2 separate regions of the Mus musculus genome follow, and region 2 is linked to region 1. The links are chromatin loops, found by intact Hi-C in ENCODE. Cell type or tissue: heart. All regions are shown on one strand. Links, peaks and the distances in the headings refer to the core of each region. The heading gives the core; the rest is flanking DNA.

Region 1 (9,834 bases), core at 746-8,745:
CCCAGGGATCTGGCAAAGGCTTATCTGCTGCCATTACCTGCCATGGGCAGGTGCAGCGAATTAAAGGACCGCGCTCACCACCCAGGTTCTCTCTTTTTCTCTATTTCCATGTGTCCCTGGTTGGTCTTTCTTTTTTCCCTTTCCCTCTTTCTGTCCTTCTCTGTACCCCCTTCTCTGCCCTCATGGCTCTGCTTCCATCTGTCTGCCAATACCCTGTCTCTTCCTCCCCTTCTCCCACATAAACCTTTATACCAGGTATGTCACATGCCGTAGTTTCTCAGAGGGACTTCAAATCTCTCCCTTCACTCTCACCGTCTTCCTTTTCCTTTAATGTCCTACATATGCCTATGAACTATATTGTTTGTTTTTATTAAGGCAGAGTCTCACTAAATACCCCTGGTTTACCCGGGCTGTCTTTGAACTCACAAAGATCCAGCAGCCTTAGCCTCCTGAATGCTGGGATTAAAGGCATTCACATGTGAGAAAAAACATGCAAACTCAACCAGTTTCTCGAGTCCACATCATAGTGTCTGGGTTTTGGGGGGTTTTTGTTTGTTGCCTGACATTTTAAACACAACCAAGATGGGACTAGGGGCTAATAAACAGAAGAGAAGGCCTGCTGAGGAGGAATGCTTTTTTTGCTTAATACTCCAAAGCCTGGGCAGATTTAGAGCCCAGAGCATCTGTTATTATTGATGGCAGGTTGATGGCCTAAGGACAGAGAGAATTTTAGGTCAGGAATGTTTTGTGCAAAATCGAGGCCGAGCCTGGCCATTGGAAGATAAGACAAACAAACAATGGATTTCAACAGGATAAATGGTTCTGGCTAGGATCTGCCGCTCCCTCTCTTGCTCCAGCTGCCCTCAGAAGACAGGGAACAGACCTGGTTCATGTTTTCCTGCCTTCCAATCACCTGCTTTCCTGTTTAGGCAGCAGACAGACTTGTGTTATAAACACAGCTCTGCAGAAAGCTCCCTTGGCCAAGTATGGCATTTAGAACATTCTGCTTCTCTTTTGATGTTTTCCACTGTCCTTTGGGTTCCCTCACGATCCTATCCAGACCCACCACAGTGCCTAGAAACAAAGTAGATGTTCAATACGAATCTGATAAATAGGTTGGGAAAAGAGTTTAAGGGAAAAACAGCTCAGTCCTGGGAGTCAGTCTCTCCCCGTGAGTTCCTAGACAGAAGGACTCAGGTCATTCTTGGACTTTAGGCTATCTCAAAGGCTCGCTAGTGGGGGTCAGGCCATTTTTTCTGAAGCTTCCTGCCTTAAAGACAATGACCGTTGGGTTATAGTCACACATTTGGAAGCTAAGTAATTCTGATTTTTGCCTTCTAGAACACGGGTGTTTCTCTCAGTGGCTCGGTTTCAGACCTGTAGAAAAAGCCAAAGGCCTTTCAGATCCCTCAAAACTGGAGTTACGGGGCTGGAGAGATGGTTCAGCAAGTAAGGGCACTGACTGCTCTTCCAGAGGTCCTGAGTTCAAATCCCAGCAACCACATGGTGGCTCACAACCATCTGTAATGGGATCCGATGCCCTCTTCTGGTGTGTTTGAAGGGAGCGATGGTGATGTACTCATATGCATAAAATAAATAAATAAATCTTAACAAAAGAAAACTGGAGTTACAGGCATTTGTGAGCCACCTTAGTGGGTGCTGGGAATCGAACCCATATCCTACAAGAGCAGCGAGTGCTCTTGAGCCGTCCTCTCTCTGGCCACAGGAATACCTGTTTGCTCTATTTATTATAATATAGTAAACACATTGCATTTATGGGTGTGGGTGTGTACATGTCATGGTGAGCGAAGGTCAGAGGAACAGCCTGCAGGGGTCAGCTCTTTTACACATGGGGGTCTGGGGATCTGAACCCACTTTGACCTACTGATCCGTTTTATTGGCCTGGAAATAATTTATTTTTTGAGGGGAGGTTGGGGTTTGAGACAGGGTTTCTCTGTGTAGCTCTGGCTGTCCTGAAACTCATTCTGTAGTCCAGGCTGGCCTTGACCTAAGAGATCCGCCTGCCTCTTCCTATTATTTTTAAAAAAGATTTATTATCTTTATTTTAGGTGTATGAGTCTTTTGCCTGCATGATGTCTGTGCACCATGTGAATGCAATGCCTATGGAGTCCAGAAAGGGTGTCAGATCTCCTGGAACTGAAGTTACAGTTGTGAGCTGTCATGTGGGTGCTGAAAATTGAACCCAGGTCCTCTGGAAGAGCAGTCAGCACCCCCAAATCACTGAGGCATCTCTTCAGCTCTTCCTTATCTGCTTTTTACATAGTTTGGGGGGGGGGTTTGAACCCAGTGCTCCCTGCATGCTAACCAAGCACTCTACCAAACAAGCTACAACCCCAGTACTCAAAAGAAGATAAAATGTAACACACTGTCCTGTAAGCCTCCCCCAGTTCGTGTGGCCGCGGGTGGCTACAGTGTCCTGTTCATGTTTACTCTTGAGACATACACACAGCAATTCTCAAACAATTCTGAAAGTTGTTACCATGACTACATGTTATGATTCTATAGCGTTTTTGTGTGGTTGTTAATAGGGTCTTTCTTGCTAGGTAGCTCAGGCTGGCCTCAAACTCACCATGTAGTTACTAAGGCTGACTTTCTGTCTCCTGAGAAGTGCTGGGATTTACCAGGCATGATTTACACCTGGGATATTAGTCTTTTCATTTAGCTTTAGCTGTCCCAGAACTCACTATGTTGACCAGGTTAGCCTAGGACTCACAGAGATCTGCCTGCCTCTAGCTCCCAAGTACTGGGATTAAAATCGAGTGCAGCCATGTCCAATTTAGAGTCTTTTCTGATAGAGCTTTAAAAAACAGCTCCCAATCTCTTTGTCCTTTCTTCTTGTTAAGTGTTAAAAGTGCAGCTGGATAGAAATATGAAGTTTTAGTAGCAAGGAGATGTAGAGAAAGAAGGGTCAAGTGGAATTAACTCCTGAAACCTAACTCCATACTGGCAGATAAGCAAGCAGCATCAAGGGCAGACTTTCTCATTCTGTTCACGGAGAAAGGAAGGAAGGAAGGAAGGAAGGAAGGAAGGAAGGAAGGAAGGAAGGAAGGAGTGAGTCCTGGAGAAATGGCTCATGGTTCTGAGCACTGGTCACTCTTCCAGAGGATCTGGGTTCAATTTCCAGCACTCACACCGAAGCTCACAACTATCTGTTACTCCAGTTCCAGGGGATCTGACATCCTTACACAGACATGAATGCAGGCAAAACCATGTATAGGAAATAAAAACAAGTAAGTTATAAGGAAGGGAAGGGCATCAGGAACTCAGATGGCAATGTACTAAATCCTTGGGAACCTGGAAACACGGAACTACTGTGATAGTCCTTTGCCTGCAATTTTGAGAGAGGTTCTCACTGTGTAACTTTGGCTGACTTCAGTCTCAGAGAACAGCTTGTTTCTGCCCTCCGAGTGCTTCAATTAAAGGAGAGCACCAGCCTGCCCAGCTTCCCTGCAACTCGTTATCACTGAAGTGTTCCCAATAATTCAAAGACACAGTAGTGCAACAGAGTCAGCCAACAGTAGCAGAGGGGGCTCATTTTCTGTCTTTTGACTGATGGGAGGGCTACTCACCTTAGAGGAAGTATTTTCTTGTTTTTTACACAGAATACTAAGACATGGGAAACCCTTCATCTTCATTGCAAGGTTCTGCCAAAGGGAAAAGTAAAAGTTGGGACACCTGAATTTATGACCTCAGGTTCACAACACAGCTGACATTTAGAGAAGCAGATTTTAAGAGGACTGAGGGTTTTGGCAACAGGAATGCTTGAGATAAGCTTTGCTGGACCACTCGCAGTTTGGGGGGGTTATAACAGCAACTAATATTTTCAGTGTGCCTACTGTGGCTCAGCCACTTTGCATATCTATTTCATTTAGACCGTATTATCCGAGTTTACAGATAAGCAGCCAGAATCTAGCGTCTGCTGGTGTAAGGTCACTTGAGATCACTTGCCATGAGGTCAGGAACTGAGCTGATCAAGGACAAGCCAACTTGCTTTTCCGAGGCGCTGTTCAGTCGCGCAGGCCACGGTCGCCCTCTGCTGACGGATCACAGAGGCGCGCTGAGATTGATCCTTAAAAAAACCTAAAGGCGGGTGGAGTCTTCCCCCCCGCTAGAGGCCGCCACTGAACGAACAGCGTAACTCAGTGCGTCTGGCCCGTCTGTGGGAACTTCCTGCCAGATCTCGCTGATCCTTACAAAGACGGTTAACTTTACTTGACGTCCCTGTAAACAAAAGAGACGAGCGCCGACCCGGAAGTGGAAGCTGTGGCTTCGCGTTCTGGCCGGCCGGAAGGAGACCAAAGGGAAGTTGTAGCCATGGCTGTAGCCGTGGCCGCCGCCGGGGTCCTAATGGGCTCGGAGCCCGGCCCGGCGGAAGAACTCGCTAAACTTGAGTACCTGTCTTTGGTGTCGAAGGTTTGCACGGAGCTGGACAATCACTTGGGCATCAACGACAAGGATCTGGGTGAGCTGGAGGAAGGTCCCGATGGCTTTTGATTTTGGGGGTGAGGGAGGCAGGAGAGAAGCGGTTGATGGTGTGTGTGTGTGTGTCTGTCTGTCTGTGTCTGTGTGTGTGTCATCGTGACTTGGGCTCCGGGAACCTGTGGCGGTGGCCTCTGCTTGAGAACCATCCGGTCCGAGCTATTAGAAACCATTTCTGTGAGCTGCCGGTGAAGGCTGGGGCAGCAATTTCTGCTCGATTGTTGTTTTTCAGTTCTGGGGGGCGAAATAGCTTTAACAATAGCAGCAGCAGCAGCCCCCGCGAAGATGATGGTTGTAATTACGGCCAGTAATTTTTAGAAGCTCACAAGATATTATGGGTAGCTCTTCATCTACATTATCTTGTTTGGTCTTCGCACAGTCAGGCAGTAGTCAGCATCTACTTCGAGCTTGTGCTTTGAGCCGTGCTCTTAAATTAGTTACATCTTCTTATCTCTCACATACTAGTCATTAGATGTTTAAGGGCAAACTGTGACTAGGGGACCCAGAGAGAAAATAAGAAAGGCTCGGGGCCCAGATCGTAATTATATGCATAGCCGGAGCCCTTGTGAAAATGAGAGGCCGAGTATGTGAATTAGAAGCATGAGGGGAACACTTCCGTTTGATAGGTACAGGGTTGGGTGGTGTTGGGCTTTTTCAGAATGTCCTCAAAAGTAAATGACAGCCAGGCAGGCGCCTAGGATCTCAGGCTTGGGATGTGAGGGCAGAATGATTAGTAATTCCAAAGTCACACGTAGATAATCTGAGGGTAGCTTGGGCATGGTATGTATCAGGGTATGACCCGTCACAAAAAACGACGACAAAGCCGGGCAGTGGTGGCGCACGCCTTTAATCCCAGCACTTGAGAGGCAGAGGCAGGCGGATTCCTGAGTTCTTTTATAATTTAATTATTATCTGAGTCCATTTATAATTCCTTTTTTTTTTTTTAACAGCTGAATTTGTCATCAGTCTTGCTGAGAAAAATACTACCTTTGATACTTTTAAGGCTTCTCTGGTCAAAAATGGTGCAGAATTCACAGTATGTATATCTGAAGATTCTTTGTTTCCTTTTTGTTTCTTTGGTGTTGCTACTGAATTTAAATTTTGATCGCACTAAAGGATTTTTAAGTAGGAAGGAGCGATTTGTGCATATCAAGTAAATAAGCCATCAAATGTGTAAAGTTGCGTTGCTGGCCAGGGAGCCAGATTCCTTCCCCACTGTCCTAGGAGAATGCCGCAGGACTTCCGGCAGTAAGTCTGAGGATGCTGACATTCTTTTGTTGTTGTTGTTGGTTTGTTTGTTTTTAATTTTTTATTAGATATTTTCTTCACTTACATTTTTTAAAGATTTATTTATCTTATTTATGTGAGTACACTGTAGCTGTCTTCAGACACTCACCATAAGAGGGCATCAGATCCCATTACAGATGGTTATGAGCCACCATGTGTTGTTGCTGGGAATTGAACTCGGGACCTCTGGAAGGGCATTTGGTGCTCTTAACCCCTGAGCCATCTCTCCAGCCCCTGATGTTGACATTCTTGTTCTGTGAATCAGGACGTCAGGGACAAGCCGGGCAGTTGTGGCCCACACCTTTAATCCCAGCACTTGGGAGGCAGAGGCAGGCAGATTTCTAAGTTTGAGGCCAGCTTGGTCTACAGAGTGAGTTCCAGGACAGCCAGGGCTACACAAGAGAAATCATGTCTCAAAAAACCAACAAACAAATGAAAAATGACGTCAGGAGCAATAATAGTCTAGGGTTTGGAGACAATTTTAAAAGATGGGAAGAAATGGTCTCTGGGTATCGTCCAAGCCAGTGGTCTGCAGCCTTCTAATGCTGCAACCTTTTAATACAGTTCCTCATGTTGTGGTGCCTCCCAACTATACATTTATGTTTTGTTACTTCCTCATAACTAATTTTGCTACTGTTATGACTCATAATGTAAATATCTGTGTTTTTTGATGGTCTTAGGTGACTCCTAAAAGGGTTGTGACCCACAGGCTGAGAACCTCTGGTCTAACTTAGCTTCCTGCTGTCCCAGGCTGACATTCTGTGCTTTCTTGTCTAGTCAGCACACATTGAGGGCATAAGCACACTTCCCTACAGCATATCCTATTGTAATATTGAGCCAGATCCAGAGGCTGACGTGCTATGTCTGTGCTTCTTTTCTTTGTAGGATTCTCTTATTAGCAACCTCCTGCGTCTCATACAGACCATGCGGCCTCCTGCAAAGCCTTCTACCAGTAAAGGTAAGGAGGGCTCCAGCTGAGCAGAGCCTCCAGAAGGGGCTGGGTGGTGGCATCCCTGTGAACTGCACTTTGCTCTCAGCTGTTGCTAAGCAAGAGAATGCTCTAATCGAATTCTGAGACATTCAAATGAGGGCTGATAGTCTCCCTCCCCTCCTTCACCAGCACACTGCTTGGTGAGGCTTTCGAAGTTAATGGATTTAGACAATCAAGCTAAATTTTCTAGTACGTATGTGATATATGTAGTAAAATGTTGTTTGTTTTTTGCATTTGATACAAATCTAATGTTGAAGTTATTGCATTCACTAGTAATATTAAATATATCTGTCTCTTTCTTATCCCTGCTCCTTAATGAACTCAGATCCGGTTGTTAAACCCAAAACCGAAAAAGAAAAGCTGAGGGAACTCTTCCCCGTCCTCTGCCAGCCGGACAACCCTTCAGCTCGGGTACGGGGGCCGTGTGGGGAGTGTCTGCCCAAGTGCCTGTCCTCTGTCCCTTTTCTTCTCCCTAGCCATTGTCTGGATTTTAACTTGGTGTCTGTTGTGTGATGTTTTTCCGAGCAAGAGTATGAAAGGGGGGCTAGAGAGATGGCTCAGTGGTTAAGAGCACTGACTGCTCTTCCAGAGGTCCTGAGTTCAAATCCCAACAACCACATGGTGGCTCACAGCCATCTGTACTGGGATCTGATGCATCTTCTGGTGTGTCTGAAGACAGCTACAGTGTACCTACATATAATGAATAAATCTAAAAAAAAAAAAAAAAGAATATGAAAGGGTCCAGAGATTAATATTCAAAGGCTTGGGGACTTGGGGAAACAATGGTATGTTTAAAAGATGTCATTTTAGGATAGCTATGTTGGTGAATTTGTTTAATTCCAGCATTTAGGAGACAGAAACAAGGGACCTCTGTGAGTCCAAGGCCAGCCTGGTTTATATGTTGAGTTCTAGGATAACCAGGGTTGCATAGAAAGGAAAAAAAAATAACAAAACCTTAGAGTTTACTGAGTACTTGTTAATCCCAAAGATCGGATGAGAAAACCCACCAACCCAAATCATGATCAAGTTAAATAAAGCAAGCAGTTAATTAAAGCAAGCTTTTTTCGTGTATATAGGCTGCCTCTTCCTAAGGTAGGGCTCAAGAAGTCAGCATTGGGCATGGGGAAGACAAAGTTTTTCTAGCTCAGGGGTAGGCGATTTTCAAATGGGGGATTTGGCAGGCAAATAGGCAGGGTTAGAATGTAACAAGGTGTCATAACAACAGGTGGTTATAATAGTAACCTTTTGAAACAAAGGTAGAGTTGCAAGATGGTCACAACAACTTTCTGAAACAGACATGATTGCCATTCCTGGAACAGGCAGTTACAGAACCATTTGTAATAAAGGTTGCCAGTGGGACATACTCCAATCCTTGAGAAACAGATTTAATCATAAATAGGAATGAACCTAGTTTGCCTTTATTGTAAGATGGCTCTCAAGTCCAAGATGGAGGCAAGCTGGCTGATCATACTTGCTGTGTACCAACCAAGTAACAGTAAAGAGAGCAGATAAGGTTTTCTGTCTTTTTGCAGATTACATGCTATTTTTGGATGGAGAGTAGGAAATTAATAGCCTGCTTAGTGGGAGAGAGAAATGGGCAGTAAACAAATGGGTACCAGTATACTCTGGTATTTACAGGGGGTTGGTTCCAGAACCCACAGGTACCAAGATCTGATGCTCAAGTTCCTCAGACAAGAGGAGTATAAAATTTGCATGTAGCACACATGCATCGTTTCACACACTTTACATCATTTCTAGATTTCCCAGTACAGTGTAAGCACCATGTAAAAGTAGCAGCCTAGGCCATATTGCTTAGGCAGTCAAGGAAACCTGTAAACATGCAGTTGTCTGAATCTAGGATATAGACCTTGTCAATACAGAGGGCCTATAGTCTGTGTCGCAGTGGATAGCAGTAAAAACTATAGAATGTATTGGACAGGAAAGGAAAGCACAGAGTGTTGCTTTTTAAAAGTTTTCACATCTGGAGCCGGGGTGATGGCTCAGTGGGTAAAGGTGCTTGCCAGCATGCCTGACAACCTGAGTTTGGTACCCAGGACCCACATCATGTTGGAAGGAGGGAACTGACTTCTGCAGGCTAGTGATGTAGAAGGTGGGTAGGGTTTTTTTTTTTTTTTTCTCCTTTTCATTACTTTGCTGTCCTCTGACCCTATAGACCATGTTGGATGAGGAAGATGTGAAAGTCGCTGTGGACGTCTTGAAAGAGCTGGAAGCTTTAATGCCCAGCGCAGCAGGCCAAGAGAAACAAAGAGACCCTGAGCACAGGTTTGTCCTTATGTCCTGTTCGTCTTCACGTGTGGTATACTATGACAGTTGGAATTTGTGGACCAGTAAAGCAAATTGTGGAGAAAGTGTGTAGACTCTTAACAGGCTGTGTCTAGGTTGGACTTCATTGCTCCATGCTAAAGGTATTTATACCAGAAATGCTATGGTGTACAGAAGATAGAAATCAGAGCTGACGGAGACCAACTACATCTATGTCATTACTGGCCTGTGGGGATTGTGGTCCAGTTAAGAAGTTAGAGGTTCCTAGCTCATACGGAGTGACACTGTCCTGGGTGCTTGGGGATTTAGAGGTGAAGTTGGGTTGGTTTATTTTTTTCAAACAGGTCCTTGTTGATTTATTAGGGACAGGACAAAGAAGAAGAAGAGGAGTCGGAGCCGAGACCGAGATCGAGACCGAGACCGAGACCGGGACCGGGACCGGGACCGGGACAGGGACCGTGACAAGGACCGAGAACGAGATAGAGATCGAGAACGAGACAGAGAGCGAGATAGAGAGAGAGACCATAAGCGGAGACACCGATCACGCTCTCGGTCACATTCTAGAACCCGGGAGAGGACTAAGGGGAAATCTAGATACAGATCTAGGAGCAGAAGTCAGAGTCCCTTCAAAGATCGGAAAGACCGAGAAAAGTATGGGGAGAGGAACTTGGACAGATGGCGGGATAAGCATGTGGACCGCCCTCCCCCGGAAGAGCCTGCCATTGGAGATATTTACAATGGCAAAGTGACCAGTATCATGCAGTTCGGTTGCT
Region 2 (9,834 bases), core at 881-8,880, 280 kb before region 1:
AGGTACTCTGTGGATATCCCCTTGGACAAGACTGTTGTCAACAAGGATGTGTTCAGGGACCCAGCTTTGAAGCGCAAGGCCAGGCGGGAGGCCAAGGTCAAGTTTGAGGAGCGGTAAGTGGGTCCCGTGTTCCTTGAATACAGTTACTGCTTCCTGTCAAAGAATTTGTTTTCCTGTTTACTTTTTCCTGTGTGTCATTTGTTTATTTTTTTCCTTTCTAGATACAAGACAGGGAAGAACAAATGGTTTTTCCAGAAGCTTCGCTTTTAGGTATATTTTTGTTTTGGTCATTAAAAATTAAAAAAAAAAAAATACAAGTGTCTGCCTATTGCATTTGTGTGGGAAGAGACTGGGGAAATAAAACAGGTGTGCTGTTGTGAACCTGGGCTTGGTAACCATCTGATGGCTTGACGGCCTCCTAGAGGAAAGTGAACATTTGCCCATGAGCTAGCTGTTCCTGGCATTTTTTTTTAATTAGGTATTTTCCTCATTTACATTTCCAATGCTATCCCAAAAGTCCCCCATACCCTCCCACCGACCCCCACTTTTTGGCCCTGGCATTCCCCTATTCTGGGGCATATAAAGTTTGCAAGTCCAATGGGCCTCTCTTTCCAGTGATGGCCGACTAGGCCATCTTTTGATACATATGCAGCTAGAATCAAGAGCTCCGGGGTACTGGTTAGTTCATAATGTTGTTCCACCTATAGGGTTGCAGTTCCCTTTAGCTCCTTGGATACTTTCTCTAGCTCCTCCATTGGGGGCCCTGTGATCCATCCAGTAGCTGACTGTGAGCATCCACTTCTGTGTTTGCTAGGCCCCGGCATAGTCTCACAAGAGACAGCTATATCTGGGTCCTTTCAGCAAAATCTTGCTAGTGTATGCAATGGTGTCAGCGTTTGGAAGCTGATTATGGGATGGATCCCTGGATATGGCAGTCTCTAGATGGTCTATCCTTTCGTCACAGCTCCAAACTGTGTCTCTGTAACTCCTTCCATGGGTGTTTTGTTCCCAATTCTAAGAAGGCACAGTGTCCACACTTTGGTCTTCGTTCTTGAGTTTCTTGCGTTTATGTTCCTGGCATTTTCAATGAGAAACACAAGTGTCCTCAGAAGCAGGGAGTTTGCAACCAGCCTGGTCTACTGCAGTTGGTAGACAGAGCCAGTCTATATGATAGGTTTCAGACAGCCAGGGTGATAGTGAAACCTTGCTGTGAAGCCACTCCCACCCCTTACCACATGGACACATTCAGAAAATACAAGTATGTGGATGGTACTCAGGCAGGCAGGTGGATCTCTGAGGCTGAGGCCAGCCAGTGTTGCATTGTGGCACCATCTCTGAAGCATAAGGGAACAACTTCAGGTGCTGGCTAGTGCAGGGTTAAGGAGTTTTGTCCAGGGTACTTTCTGTCTTGTCAGTGCTAAATGACTCAGTGAAAGATTCATTAAGAGAAATCCTGGGGGCTGGTGAGATGGCTCAGTGGGTAAGAGCACCCGACTGCTCTTACGAAGGTCCAGAGTTGAAATCCCAGCAACCACATGGTGGCTCACAACCATCCGTAACAAGATCTGACTCCCTCTTCTGGTGTGTCTGAAGACAGCTACAGTGTACTTACAAATAATAATAAATAAATCTTTAAAAAAAAAAAAGAAATCCTGAGGCTGGAGACACTGGTGGTTCAACAGTTCAGAACTCTGCACTTAGCCAGGCAAGGTGGCGCACGTCTTTAATCCCAGCACTCGGGAGGCAGAGGCAGGCGGATTTCTGAGTCCGAGGCCAGCCTGGTCTACAAAGTGAGTTTCAGGGCAGCCAGGCCTATACAGAGAAACCCTGTCTCGAAAAAAAAAAAAAAAAAAAGCACTGACTTCTTTCAGAGGCTCTGAGTTCAAATCCCAGCAACCACATGGTGGCTCACAACTATCTGTAATTAGAATCTGATTCACAACTCTGGTGTGTTTCTGAGGACGGCTACTGAGTGCTCATATAAATAAAAGGGGGCTGGTGAGATGGCTCAGTGGGTAAGAGCACCCGACTGCTCTTCCAAAGGTCCAGAGTTCAAATCCCAGCAACCACATGGTGGCTCACAACCATCCTTAATGAGATCTGATGCCCTCTTCTGGTGTGTCTGAAGACAGCTACAGTGTACTTACATATAATAAATAATAAATAAATCTTAAAAAAAAAAAAATAAATAAAAAATAAATAAATAAATAAATAAAAGGGCTTTTTAGTTGGGCTGGTGAGATGGCTCAGTGGATAAAAGCACTGACTGCGCCAGACAGTGGTGGCTCAACGCCATTAATCCCAGCACTTGGGAGGCAGAGGCAGGCGAGTTTCGGAGTTCCAGGCCAGCCTGGTCTACAAGACAGCATGGTTACAGGACAGCCAAGGCTACACAGATAAAACCCCTGTCTCGGAAACAATAAAACCAACAAAAAGCACTGACTGCTCTTCCGAAGGTCCTGAGTACAATTCCCAGCAACCACGTGGTGACTCGAAACCATCTGCAATGTGATCTGACTCCCTGGTCTGGAGTGTCTGATGACAGCTACAGTGTACTTACACATAATAAATAAATCTTTTTTAAAAGAAAAAGGTTACCAATAGCCATGTGGATACTGGGAGTTGAACCTGGGTCCTCTGGTACTCAACAGCTGAACCCTTTATATTTTGGGTTTTGGAGGTAGGATTTCTCTGTGTACCTGTGGCTGCCCTGAAAAATCACTCTGTAGACTAGGCTTGACTGGTCACAGAGATCCACCTGCCTCTTTGAACGCTGGCATCAAAGATGTGCCGCCGCCACTTGACTCACAGGTTTTTTTTGTTTTGTTTTTTTTTTTTGGTTTTTTGGAGACAGTTTCTCTGCATAGCCCTGGCTGTCCTGGAACTCACTTTGTAGACCAGGTTGGCCTCGAACTCAGAAATCCGCCTGCCTCTGCCTCCAGGGTGACTCACAGTTCTTTAATCACAGCTTTTTGGAGGCAAAAGCAGACAGATCTCAAGGGTGTGAAGCCAGCTAGAGCTGCAGTACTGAGAGCCTGTCTGTCTGGAAGTCTTAAAAATCCTACCATGGTTTATGCTAGAACTGGCTGCCTGGGAAAGTCTTCCCTTTGCGGTCCCAGGAGCACATGCCTGACTGGGTAGTTAGATTTGATGACTTGGAAGGCTCCGCCCAAGGGTGGGGCTGTATGCTCAGAAGCAGAATTCACAGAAATGAAAGTGGAAGTGAGGCCGGCAAGCAAGCAACAGCAGTGGAAGTGTGTTTCAGACGCTGCTGGAGGCTGAGGAGACCAGAGCCACCTCTGAGGGGTCAAAGAGTTTAGTCCTTCAGAACTCTTCACTGCCAACCCTGCTCTGAAGCCCCAGCTTCTGCCAGACGTGAGAGCCATGTCTGTGACCCTGCAAACTGTAAGTACGGGAGCAGGGGAGCATTTGTCGCATGTGGGGAGGGGCGGGAACACAGTGTTCTAGGCTTAGACCTGCTCGGCTCAAGCCTGCTAAGGGTGGAAGAGAAGTAGAGCGCTTAGGGTACCTTGGTCTGTGGATCTTGTCATTTACCTATTGTCAAAACCAGGACTCTGACACCTAAAGTAAGGACCTTGATCATTCTTTTTGGTTTTTCGAGACGGGGTTTCTCTGTTTAGCCCTGGCTGTCCTGGAACTCACTCTGGAGACCAGGCTGGCCTCGAACTCAGAAATCTGCCTGCCTGTGCCTCCCAAGTGCTGGGATTAAAGGTGTGCGCCACCACTGCCCGGCCTTGATCTTTCTTTATGTGGATGTATGCTTCAGGGTTGTAGAGAGCTGTAAGCATCAAAGGTTTCTGGCTATTCTAAACAGCAAAGGGAATACTCTGAGGTACTTCCCAGCCAAAAACTCCTCCCCTCAGAATGCCATGTCAACCTGACCATTGGTCCTCTCTGGGACAGGTGGTCTTTCTAAGTGCCTCTGACTGAGGCCACCTCAGATAGGCTAGGTTGAGCTGTGAAGTCTGCCTGCCAACAGCCAGTGAGGCCTCAGGAGGAAGCACAGTGGGCAGCCACCTTCGAGGAGGGATCCAATGCAGCTTGTCCTCAGCAGCTCTGCCTCCCCTTGTTAGTCTTCTGGCACGGAAAACTTCCATTTATCTCCCAGATACAATAAAAAAAGGGAGCGATTTGGAGCCAAATAAGGAAAAAGCAATATTGAAGAGCCAACCTGCCTGGTTTCAGATCCTAGTTTCTTCAGACATGTTGCACTGGACCAAACATTAGCTTTTCTAAAGTTGACAGTCTAATCCCTTCACTTACTATGTAGGGATATTACACTTCTTCACAAAGATACCTAGAGGGAAGGCTAGAGAGCTAGCTCAGTCTATAAACTGCTTACCTTAAGAGTATGAGAAGAGGGGCTGGAGAGATGGCTCAGTGGTTAAGAGCACTAAATGCTCTTCCAGAGGTCCTGAGTTCAATTCCCAGCAACCACATGTAATGGGATCCGATGCCCTCTTCTGATGTGCCTGAGAAAAGCAACAGTGTACTCACATACATAAAATAAACAAATCTTTAAAAAAAAAAAAAAAAAGCACGAGGAGAAATTCAGTACTTAAGAACTGAGATAACCAGGCTGGTGAGATGGCTCAGTGGTTAAGAGCACTGATTGCTCTACCGAAGGTCCTGAGTTCAAATCCCAGCAACCACATGGTGGCTCACAACCATCTGTAAAAAGATATGACTCCCTCTTCTGGTGTGTTTGAAGACAGCTACAGCGTACTTACATATAATAAATAAATAAATCTTTTTTAAAAATTAAAAAAAAAAACTGAGATAACAAAACAAAAAAAAATAGCACAGTGGGCTGCCAAGATGGCTCAGCGGGTAAGAGCAGTGACTGCTCTTCTGAGGGTCCTGAGTTCAAACCCTAGCAACCACATGGTGGCTCACAACCACCGGTAATGAGATCTGACACCCTTTTCTGGTGCGTCTGAAGACAGCTACAGTGTACTTATGTATAATAAATGAAGCTTTGTGCTGGAGTGAGCAGGGACTGAGCAAGCAGAGTTAACCGGAGTGAGCAGAGGTCCTAAAATTCAATCCCCAACAACCATCTGTACAGCTACAGTGTGTTCACATACATAAAATACATAAATAAATCTTTAAAGAAAATAGCACAGTGGCATATGCTTGTATCCAAGCACAGCCGTGGGGTTTGCTGGTGAGCCACCCAGCCCTACTGAACAGCTCTCGGTTAGTGAGTGAGAGAGAGACCCTATCTTGAAAAGTAAAGTCACATCCTGGAGAGTTGGCTCAGCAGTCCAGAGTATGTGCTGCTCTTGAAGAGAACCTGGCTTCAGTTCCCACCACCAGCCTGTTGGCTAAGGGCCATCCATAACCCTACTTCTAGTTTCTGGGGATCCAGTGCCCTCTTCTGGCCTCTCCAGGCACCAGGCACGCAGTGGTACACTGACATACATGCCAGTTAAAAACCCATAAGTGTAAACAATTTAAAAATATACAATTAATTTTTTTAATTTTTTGAGACAGGGTTTCTCTGTATAGCCCTGGCTGTCTTGGAACTCACTTTGTAGACCAGGCTGGCCTCGAACTCAGAAATCCACCTGCCTCTGCCTCCCGAGTGCTGGGATTAAAGGCGTGCGCCACCACTGCCAGGCCTTTTTTTCCTTTTCAAATCCTGGCAACTCTGCTAGAGAGATGGCTCAGTGGTTAACAGCACTGATTGTTCTTCCAGAAGAACAGAGTTCCATCCCTAGCACTCACCTGGAACCCAACAACCTTCTGTAATTCCATTTCTAGAGGATCTGGTACCCACTTCTGGCCCCCTCTGGTACTATATGCACATGGTACTCAGACGTACAGGCAAAACCCGCATACGCATTAAAATAAAAAATCTCCAAAAAAAAACCAAAAAAACAAAAAAGATTTTGGTAATTGACATAGGTCCTCTGCAAGAACAGCAGTGTTTGTAACAGCGGAGCCATCTCTGCAGGCCCTTGGTCTTTTTTTAAAAAATTGCTTTAGAGCCAGGCAGTGGTGACACACACACAGAATGAGTTCCAGGGCAGCCAGGGCTGCACAGAGAAACCCTGTCTCAACCAAAAAATAAACAATAACAATAAATTTGTTTTAGATTAACTTATCTTTTCTGAAAGATTTATTTCTATCTTTTATCATTCTATGGGTGTCTTGCCTGAAGCGTGCCCTTGCATGCCCTGTAGCTATGGAGGATAGAAGAGGGTGTTAGGTTACCTGGATCTGGAGTTACAGGAGATGATTGTGAATCACCCCAGGAGTGCTGGGAATTAAACTCATGTTTAATTCACTACATTTAAACCTCTACAAGATCAGCCAGTGTTCTTTACTGCTGAGCCATGTCTCCAGACCCAGGTTTATTTATCTTATCTTGTGCGTATGAGTGTTTTGCCTCCATGTATGTATTGCACCATGTGCATGACTGGAATCCTCAGAGGTCAGAAGAGGGTATTGGATTCCTCCAGGGAAGTTAAGGATGGTCATGAGCCAACATGTGGGGTGGTGGGAACCAAACCTGAGTTCTCTGCAAGTGCAGCCAGTGCTCTGAACTGCTGAGTCACCTCTCCAGCCCTGCCAATAATGTCTTTTAATCACTTCATAATCTTCATTACTATTGTTAGTGTGCGTGTGTGCGTGTGTGTGTGTGTGTGTGTGTGTGTGCGTGTGTGCGCGCGCGCGCCATGGTGAGCGTGTGCAGTCACAGGACAACTTTCCGGAAGTTCTCTCCTCCCACCATGGGATCTGGGGTCAAACTCAAGTCATCAGTCCTGTGTGTCTTGTGCTTTTATCACTGAGCCATTTCACCAGCAGCACCCCCAACCCCCAAATTTTAGCCTAATGCTAATATCCAGCAGGCGGGGGAAGTGGATCAGTGACTCCTGAGGACCTAGTTCTGTGTCAGGTATAGATAGGACGCTCAGTCAAGCATCACAAAATCACCCTGTAGGCTGGGGTGCAGCTCTGGGACAGCGCATGTGCTTAACATAAGTCCCTGCTTCTGTCCCCAACACAGGGATTGGGGTGGAAGGACAGCATGGGAGGGACAGTAAATCACAGGAGTTTAGCAACTGGAGCATTTGGATTAAGCAATTAACAGTTATATTTATCATAACGATCAGAAGTTCAAGCTCAGCACTCAGCAGGGAGTGTCTTCTCTCACTGTTCACTTTTGTTTTGCTTTTGATGCAGAGTCTCACCATGTAGACTTGTTTGGCTTGAAACTCTCCGTGTGGACCAGACAGGGCTCAAACTCTCTGAGTTCCACCTGCCTCCCCAGTGCTGGGGTTAAAGTCGCACTCCACCACACCTAGCTGGGAAGTGCTCTTTGAATTTTGCTCTTTTCCATTTGTGATATGATGTTATCTCTGTGTATGGCACGGAGTCATGCCGGTGGCAGCTGATGTCTGCCAGGCTAAACCACGGCAAGTGAATTCAGAGTACTTCCTCTGTGTGGTGCTTGCCGTTTTCCCTTCCTATTTATTTACCTGGACAGGGTCTGGATATGTAACCCAGGCTGGCCACATATTCAGTTTTCCTGCTTCAACCTCCCTACTGCTGGGACTGTAGGCTCACCACAACTGGTTTATGCAATGCATTTCTTGCAAGTATAATTTAATTTAATAATTCTCAGAAGATGTTTGGTGTTCTTTCTTATGAAGGAAGCTTTTTTTTTTTTTCTTCACATGGGCTTTGGTAGCAAATCTGAGTCAGGTGGAGGTGTTCAGTCCTTCCAGGCTTCAGGAAAATGATTCCTAACCACTTTGCTATGAATGGAACAGCTCACGCAGTCATGAGCTCCATCTAAAGTCTGGCAAGCACAGGACACCATCAAAGACACTTACTTCAGAAATGGTCCTGGCGGCAGCAGCCTCTACTGTGCTCCAAATAGCAAACTTCTTAGTGGCTTGTTGTTGTAGTAGTGTTGTGTCGTTAGCGCAAGGAATCAGCTGTGGGTGGTTCTGGTCCTTTTTGGCTCCAGTGTTGGTTCTCGTGGTTTTGATCATCCCAAATCCTGGACTCAAATGTTAGTGCATTTTGGATTAACAGTGGTTTCTACTCACAATGGGCTTATCCCACTGTGAACAGAAGGATTACTCTTTTTGTTTGTTTGTTTTAAAGATTTTTATTTATTTCATATATGTGAGTACACTGTTGATGTCTTCAGACACACCAGAAGAGGGCATCAAATCCCCATTACAGATGGTTGTGAGCGACTATGTGGTTGCTGGGAATCGAACTCAGGACCTCTGGAAGAGCAGTCAGTGCTCTTAACCACTAAGCCATCTCTCCAGCCCGCAAAGATTACTCTTGTAGCATCTTCTCTAACAGGGGAAAGGCAGGAATATGGTGCATTCCTGTGATTCCAGTCAATGCTCTGGAGGCTGAGGCAGGAGGGTTGCTGGTGTTTAGGGTTAGCTGGGCTATCTAGAGACCTTGTATCCAAAACACCAATACAAAAAAAGAGAAAAATGAAAATGTACATGACCAATAATAGGTTTAAAAAGATAAAATGTTACATAGTAGGGACATGGCTCAGTGGGCAAGGCCCCTGCAGTGCAGGTGTGAGGGCCTGGGTTTGAATCCCTAGAACCCAAGTAAAGCTGAGCATAGTATCTTGCATCTATAACACCAGCACTCCAATGTCAAGGTGGTAGCTACAGACAGGGAAGTCCGCAGAAGTCCAGTGCTAGCCTGGTCTGTACAGTGGTGACACCTGAGAGACCTTGTCTCAAACAAGGTAGGAGAACTGACATCTGCCTTGTTCTTAGACTTCCACATGTGTGGATGTGGCTGTGTACAGATGTGTATGTACATTCTCTTTTGCATGCACACGAGAGCGCGCACGCTCGCACATACACACACACACTCACACACACACACACACACACACACACACACACACACACACACACCAGATCAACTGTGTGGTACACACCTTTAATTCCAGAACTCAGGAGGCAGAGGCAGGGAAAAATCTGAGTTTGAGCCCAGCTTGGTCTACAGAGTGAGAGCCAGGACAGCCAGGACTACACAGAGAAACCTTGTCTCAAAAAACCCCAAAACAACCCCACAAAACAAACAAACAAACAAACAAAAACCTAAAACAAAATAGCAAAAACAAAACAACAACAAAAATTATTTCTAAAAAGAAAAAAATAGAAATTATTGGAACCACATCTTTGTGGAGAAATATAAAACCACTCCTCATTGTCCCACAGAGATCCTGACTCCCTGGTGTCATCTTACTGGCCCTCAAACCCACTGTAACCTCTGAGTCACAGCTATAAACAGGGACCTTTCGCCAGTCCCGAGCAGACATAATGTGGTTCAAGCTCTAATTTTCCTCTGCTCCAAACAGAACAAACACGGAGTGTCTTCAGTGACACCTGTGAGGGGCTCCTATCCTGTCACGCGCTTCACTTGTCGCACGTTTACTGATGCCTGTTTTGTTCCAGAAACTTCTCTAGACATTAGGGATACAGAGGAGATCGAGTCAGGTTGGATCATTCCAAGTAAAGGTGACATTCTGTGGGTCAGTCTTAATTATCAGGTTTCCTCATGCCCTCCTGAGCTCTGCCAGCCAATGTCTGCGCTCTCCCACAAACAAAGGTGCATTCATGGGTATTCCTTCCTCTCTGTTCTGTGGCTGTTCTGTTTGGACTCGCTCCAACGCACACCAGCCTGAAAGGCTGCTTGGTGTGTGGAAAGAGGAAAGCTGGGATATGCAAATTCCTTCTCCACTCTGGACTTCATTTCTTCACTGGGAAACGCTGATTGACAGAGCCTTCCGGCATCATTTGGCCTGGCTGA

Evidence for each region. Hi-C counts contacts between places; a loop is a spot of excess contacts. Peaks named below come from ENCODE experiments on the same cell type or tissue, not always from the same donor. Only the 100,000 strongest peaks of a DNase experiment are listed, where the experiment ranks them.
Region 2: a loop joins it to region 1, with 2.3 times the contacts of the local background. A loop is called at or near these places in 1 of 42 quality-filtered maps.

The regions. Positions count from the first base shown.
Region 1 is chr11:101,728,706-101,738,539 of GRCm38, forward strand. Dhx8 (DEAH (Asp-Glu-Ala-His) box polypeptide 8) reads left to right here and starts at 4,251. Exons shown (of 23, transcript NM_144831.2): 1 at 4,251-4,483; 2 at 5,451-5,536; 3 at 6,673-6,745; 4 at 7,104-7,189; 5 at 8,952-9,061; 6 at 9,425-9,834. The coding sequence starts at 4,336. In heart, for the core only: a CTCF peak has its summit at 4,111; a DNase peak (open chromatin) is centred at 4,236; H3K4me3 peaks cover 1,694 bases; H3K27ac peaks cover 1,989 bases.
Region 2 is chr11:101,445,218-101,455,051 of GRCm38, forward strand. It overlaps Ifi35 (interferon-induced protein 35), which reads left to right and starts at 3,195. Exons shown (of 7, transcript NM_027320.4): 1 at 3,195-3,405. The coding sequence starts at 3,385. Rpl27 (ribosomal protein L27) reads left to right here. Exons shown (of 5, transcript NM_011289.3): 4 at 3-113; 5 at 222-379. The coding sequence ends at 270. In heart, for the core only: a CTCF peak has its summit at 5,408 (motif pointing left); DNase peaks (open chromatin) are centred at 3,184 and 3,964; H3K4me3 peaks cover 1,362 bases; H3K27ac peaks cover 1,069 bases.